Regions from separate parts of the Homo sapiens genome. Here region 2 is linked to region 1. Evidence: read pairs that join two places in POLR2A ChIA-PET (ENCODE). Cell type or tissue: Panc1. All regions are shown on one strand. Each heading gives the region's core, and the rest is flanking DNA. Links, peaks and the distances in the headings are about the cores only.

What was found. ChIA-PET counts read pairs that join two places held together with the same protein. Peaks named below come from ENCODE experiments on the same cell type or tissue, not always from the same donor. Only the 100,000 strongest peaks of a DNase experiment are listed, where the experiment ranks them.
Region 2: POLR2A ChIA-PET joins it to region 1 with 15 read pairs; 2 of 35 experiments call an interaction of 5 or more read pairs at or near these places.

What each region holds. Positions count from the first base shown.
Region 1 is chr6:153,195,774-153,198,687 of GRCh38, reverse strand. No RefSeq gene overlaps it. Among named protein-coding and RNA genes, the nearest start is that of RGS17, 66 kb to the right of the region's middle. In Panc1, for the core only: no CTCF peak of the experiment used is centred there; no DNase peak of the experiment used is centred there.
Region 2 is chr6:153,001,302-153,004,215 of GRCh38, reverse strand. It overlaps MTRF1L (mitochondrial translation release factor 1 like), which reads left to right and starts at 1,507. Exons shown (of 7, transcript NM_019041.7): 1 at 1,507-1,789. The coding sequence starts at 1,531. RefSeq lists enhancers at 1,150-1,259, 350-1,350 and silencers at 1,580-1,689, 1,700-1,759. In Panc1, for the core only: no CTCF peak of the experiment used is centred there; DNase peaks (open chromatin) are centred at 955 and 1,415; H3K4me3 peaks cover 2,500 bases; H3K27ac peaks cover 2,240 bases.

The DNA.
Region 1 (2,914 bases), core at 158-2,657:
GGCATGAGGCACTGCTGCACTTCCTTCGCTATGAAATGAGTTCCTTGATCAGAGGCGTGGTGGCTCAGGCCTGTAATCCCAGCACTCTGGGAGGCCAAGGCAGGTGGATCACGTGAGGTCAGGAGCTGATGACCAGCCTGGCCAACATGGTGAAACCCCGTGTCTACTAAAAATACAAAATTAGCCGGGTGTGGAGGTGGGCACCTGTAATCCCAACTACTCAGGAGGCTGAGGCAGGAGAATCGCTTGAACCTGGGAGACGGAGGCTGGAGTGAGCCAAGATCACCCCACTGCACTCTGTCCTGGGCAACAAGAGTGAAACTCTGTCTCAAAAAAAAAAAAAAAAATACGAAGAAGAAGAAGCAATGCTGAGCAGGATATCATGACTGTAGATGGTGCATTTTGTGAGTTCATGGACAGTCATACTGGCAAAAATGTCACAGTCAGGGAAGGTAAATTTATATGCAGAATGCATACCTTATCCAGTGAAGGTGGCTCTATACCCACCATGATGGAAGCAGTTTGGTGTAACCTCTCAGCCACCACGTCTCGGGCTGGATCACCCAGGCTTCAGTGCCACATTGAGGATCCAGCCTTACTCTCTATTTTGGGGAGGCTGGGTACTCAGCAATAATCAGTAGCCACAACAGCCTATTTGAAGGGAAAGCCTCGGTTGTTCTGCTCATAGAGAAGCTTCATCTCTGTCATCACGGTCTCTCTGTTCCGAGGTCATCGAAAATCAAGCACTGAGCGGGTGGAGGAATATGCAGATTGATATCCACCTAAAGTTATCCATCTGATTATTGAAATTGTTAAGAACAGCTTTCGGGCTGGGTGTGGTGGCTTACGCCTGTAATCCCAGCACTTGGGAGGCCGAGGCAGGCGGATCCCCTGAGGTTGGGAGTTCAAGACCAGCCTGACCAACATGGAGAAATCCCGTATCTACTAAAAATACAAAAAAATTAGCCGGGCGTGGTGGCAGGCACCTGTAATCCCAGCTTCTCGGGAGGCTGAGGCAGGAGAATTGCTTGAACCTGGGGGAGGCAGAGGTTGCAGTGAGGCATCACGCCACTGCACTCTAGCCTGGGTGACAAGAGCGAGACCCCGTTTCAAAAAAAAAAAAAAAAGAAAGAAAGAAAGAAGAGAGGAACACCTTTCTCCAAAATCCTCTGCAAAATTCAGAACTCCTACTTTGCCTGTCTATGGAATGCTACATTCAGTAGTACTTTCAGTCCATCTCTGCATTTTTGTCTTTTCCAGTGTTTCCATTCTTCATGTGCAGATCTGTTCATTATGAATAGAATTTTAAATACTTACTTTTAGGAAGAAAAATTTGATTGTTGACATCCAACTTAAAATTAGATGTTTTCATCATGGAAGACATAAGTGCCGTAACACACACACTCTTTGTTATATCATTAGGCATTTCCTATGGCTGTGACAATTAAGTAGGTATTTATTTTTAATTGGGTTATATCTAAAGTCATGTGGATTATACACATAGACAACTACTTTAACCTGTGTCCCAATTCCATGTTCCCCCTAGCTTTCAAGATTTAAAATCTGATTGAGTTTTTCAGTTACAGGCTTTAAAAATATATCCCTCCAAATTTGAAAACTTGTGTTAGCAGTACACTTTTCAGTTAATCAAGAACTGTCCCATCCTTGAGCCTGGCATGGACTTAGAGTAAAATTTCCAGGACTTCTAAAACTGTAACTTGAGTAGAAATTATCTGAACATATTATTAAAATGAAGAATCTGATTAGGTATATCTGGCATGGAACTTGAGATTCTGCATTTATAACAGATTTCTAGGTGGTGTTGATGAAGTGTCAGTCTGTAGGACCATATTTCGAAAACAAAGGAGTAAACACAAAACATGTGCTGCTCTGGAGCCTGCTCTTACCAGTCTATGGAAACCTGTTGTTAAATTTTCAGGAATTTTGCAAGCTGGTGGTTAAACATAGTGGTTATCCCAGTTCTCTCTCTCTTTTTTTTTTTTATTATTATTATACTTTAAGTTTTAGGGTACATGTGCACAATGTGCAGGTTTGTTACATATGTATACATGTGCCATGCTGGTGTGCTGCACCCATTAACTCGTCATTTAACATTAGGTATATCTCCTAATGCTATCCCTCCCCCCTCCTCCCACCCCACAACAGTCCCCAGAGTGTGATGTTCCCCTTCCTGTGTCCATGTGTTCTCATTGTTCAATTCCCACCTATGAGTGAGAATATGTGGTGTTTGGTTTTTTGTCCTTGCGATAGTTTGCTGAGAATGATGGTTTCCAGTTTCATCCATGTCCCTACAAAGGACATGAACTCATCATTTTTTATGGCTGCATAGTATTCCATGGTGTATATGTGCCACATTTTCTTAATCCAGTCTATCGTTGTTGGACATTTGGGTTGGTCCCAAGTCTTTGCTATTGTGAATAGTGCCGCAGTAAACATATGTGTGCATGTGTCTTTATAGCGGCATGATTTATAGTCCTTTGGGTATATACTCAGTAATGGGATGGCTGGGTCAAATGGTATTTCTAGTTCTAGATCCCTGAGGAATCACCACACTGACTTCCACAATGGTTGAACTAGTTTACAGTCCCACCAACAGTGTAAAAGTGTTCCTATTTCTCCACATCCTCTCCAGCACCTGTTGTTTCCTGACTTTTTAATGATTGCCATTCTAACTGGTGTGAGATGGTATCTCATTGTGGTTTTGATTTGCATTTCTCTGATGGCCAGTGATGATGAGCATTTTTTCATGTGTTTTTTGGCTGCATAAATGTCTTCTTTTGAGAAGTGTCTGTTCATATCCTTCACCCACTTTTTGATGGGGTTGTTTGGTTTTTTCTTGTAAATTTGTTTGAATTCATTGTAGATTCTGGATATTAGCCCTTTGTCAGATGAG
Region 2 (2,914 bases), core at 110-2,609, 190 kb after region 1:
TGATTCTCACCATTTCCATGGTTAAGATAAATTCAAAGTTAAGTTCAGACTTGGGAAACAATTGTTCTAATAGAGATAAAAACATCCTGATCAGTCCTGTTCTATCCTCAGATCAGGATTAAAATAAAATGGGTTTCAACAGCAGAACGATTGTATAAAGTTGTGTAGCTTGAATACACAAAGTGAAAAGAACTGAGATAATTAGGTGGAGCCTTTAAGTAGCAAAAAACTATTTTTGCTTCCTGATGTTTGAAGAGTCATTTCATTCTTCCACTCACTCTGCATTTGTTATCGTGCTAAGAGATGAAAAGAGAGAGGCAATGCAAACGTTATTTTCTAAGAATGTTTATACTTAACAGTTTCGATTAGATGACCTAAGGATATTTTAACCTTGATAAGGGTTCCCATTTTTTACCATTTTATTTTTTATGAATAAATTAGAAGTTTCGTACTTCTAATATATCACCTCTCTCAACAGTGAAATACCACTTAGTAGACGCTGCCCAAACCAGTTAGGTAGTGGCAGTTCTCAGATTGAGCGTTTAGCCCTTGCATTCCCAGGACTGTCTTGGTTGTGTTTATTCCCTCATATTTATTTCTCCGTTGAGCTGTGAACAGGTCTTTTGAAAAGTGCAAAGCATTGTGCCAATAAATGTCGGTATTGCTGGCACCTATCCGCTACCAGTTCTTTGGAAAGGGATGAGGGTTGGACTCCTGGAGGCAGATATCTGAAGGCTTTGTTGGGCTGTAGGTTGCTGTAACACGGAATCACTCCACCTCTTTAAAAAGCTGACGATAAGTGGGACTAAGTGAAAATGAATGGGCAGGTGAATAATAAAGTCCTTTGAAAGCAAGTAAATGACGCGGCAGATGAAGGGCACGCACGTCTATTGTGCAAATTCATTCAGTGGTTATCTCATAATACACTTATCAAGTCCTTATTACCACGAACCTCACCCACCGTGGACAAGAGAAACATAAGCAGGAAAAAAGGAGGAGGAATAAACACACGCCTGTCCATAATAAAACTCGCTCTTGAAGACTCAGCGGCAGCCCTGCACCGGAGACTGACGACTTGCGCGGCTGTGACCTCCGCCCTGCAGCGGACCCTCGACTGCCCTGCACTGCGGCTCTGGAGGCCCCGACTCAGTGCATGGGAAAGAAATCCTCACTATCAGAAAACAGAGGGGCAATCTGCTGCTCTCCCTTTCCGGCCAAACACGTCACCCATCAACCGGATACCTACCAAGAGGCTTTCAGAGGAGGCGCCCAAGGTCTCCCAGGCCCGCCCCTCCCCAATCACGCTCCGCTCAGCCCCCTCAACTTTTGGCCTCCGGGAAGTTCGCAGCGTTCTCACGCTTGGCAGGAAGTTCCCGCCAAGGCTTCCGGAAAATCCTTTAAAAAGCAACGCTTGCGCTGGGCGGGGCTTGGTGCGCTCTCACCCTTATCTCCAAATTCTGGGTGTTGTCGCGAGGGCTGCTGTGTCCGGAACTTCCGGTTCCGGTCAGGGTCCGCGATCTCGGACTAAGGATGCGGTCCCGGGTTCTGTGGGGCGCTGCCCGGTGGCTCTGGCCCCGCCGGGCCGTTGGCCCAGCCCGCCGGCCCCTGAGCTCCGGTAGCCCGCCGCTGGAGGAGCTGTTCACCCGGGGCGGGCCCTTGCGGACCTTCCTCGAGCGCCAGGCGGGGTCTGAAGCCCATTTGAAGGTCAGGAGGCCCGAGTTGCTGGCGGTGATCAAACTGCTGAACGAGAAGGAGCGGGAGCTGCGGGAGACTGAGCACTTGCTGCACGGTAAGGGTCGGGCCCGGGGGAGAGGCGTCAGAGCACATTCTTGACTCTTCGTTTGACTTTTCCACTGCCCACACTACCCGAGTTTGAAACTCTTTACTCACTTGCAGCCGTTTTTATTTTGGATCAGAGGTCAGGACATCATTACGTGCTGTGATCCCATCCTCTCCTGTGGGCTCTCTTGTGCTCCTTTGCCACGGCGCTCTGCCGCCTTTTACATGCTTATTAGTTGTGGACTCGGGCAAGAGCTCATTAGCTCAGCAAGGATAAATAAGGCACTGTCCCTGTGATGGGCTCCACAGCGGTGTTTCTCAAAGTGTGGTGTGGAGACCCATTTGCAGTAGTATCAGGGCAGTGCTTGTTAATAGCAGACTTAGGACTCAGAATCTCAGACCTATACGTGGGTAAAGGTACTAAATTGGGAAATTCAGTATGGCCTAAGTATAGAATAGGTGGGAGATGATGTCATAGAAACATGAAGCCAGAAAAATAGTTAAGAACCTTGCAAGACAAAGAATTTGGATTTATTTTTTATAGACCATGGAAAGTTAGCAAATGTTTTTAAGCAGAGAATTCACGTCTTTGTAAAGAAAAGTTAATGGTGGCATGCGCTGAGGATAAATTGGAGTATTCTCCAGAAACGCTGGTGGCTGACAGGCCAGGGAGGAGGCAGTTGAAACAATCCAAAGAAGAAATGGTGATAGGCATAGTTCTGACTCACAAAACATTTTGAGAAACAAGTTAGGATTTAGTGGCTTATGCCCTGAGAAGGATGAGGGAGAGAGTTAGTTCTAAGAAAAGTCTTAGGTTTCTGGCTTCAGCACGAGTGGTACTGTTAATTAAGATGAAAGTATAAAAGTTGGACCGAATTTTTTAAAAAGATGAGTTTTGCATTGAATGCCATATTAAGTTAAAAATACCTGTGAAAAGGAATTCCAATAAAGATATCTGTACTAGTCTAGGAGAAAAAATTACTGACATAGGAGAAAAATTGAGCCCAAATAATCATATGAGAGCTCTCGAGATATACAGTACGTGGTAAATTAAACCTTAGAAGTAGATGAGAACACTCAGGGAAAATGTGTTAAGATAGAAACAAGTCTAACAAGGCCAGAAATACACAGTATT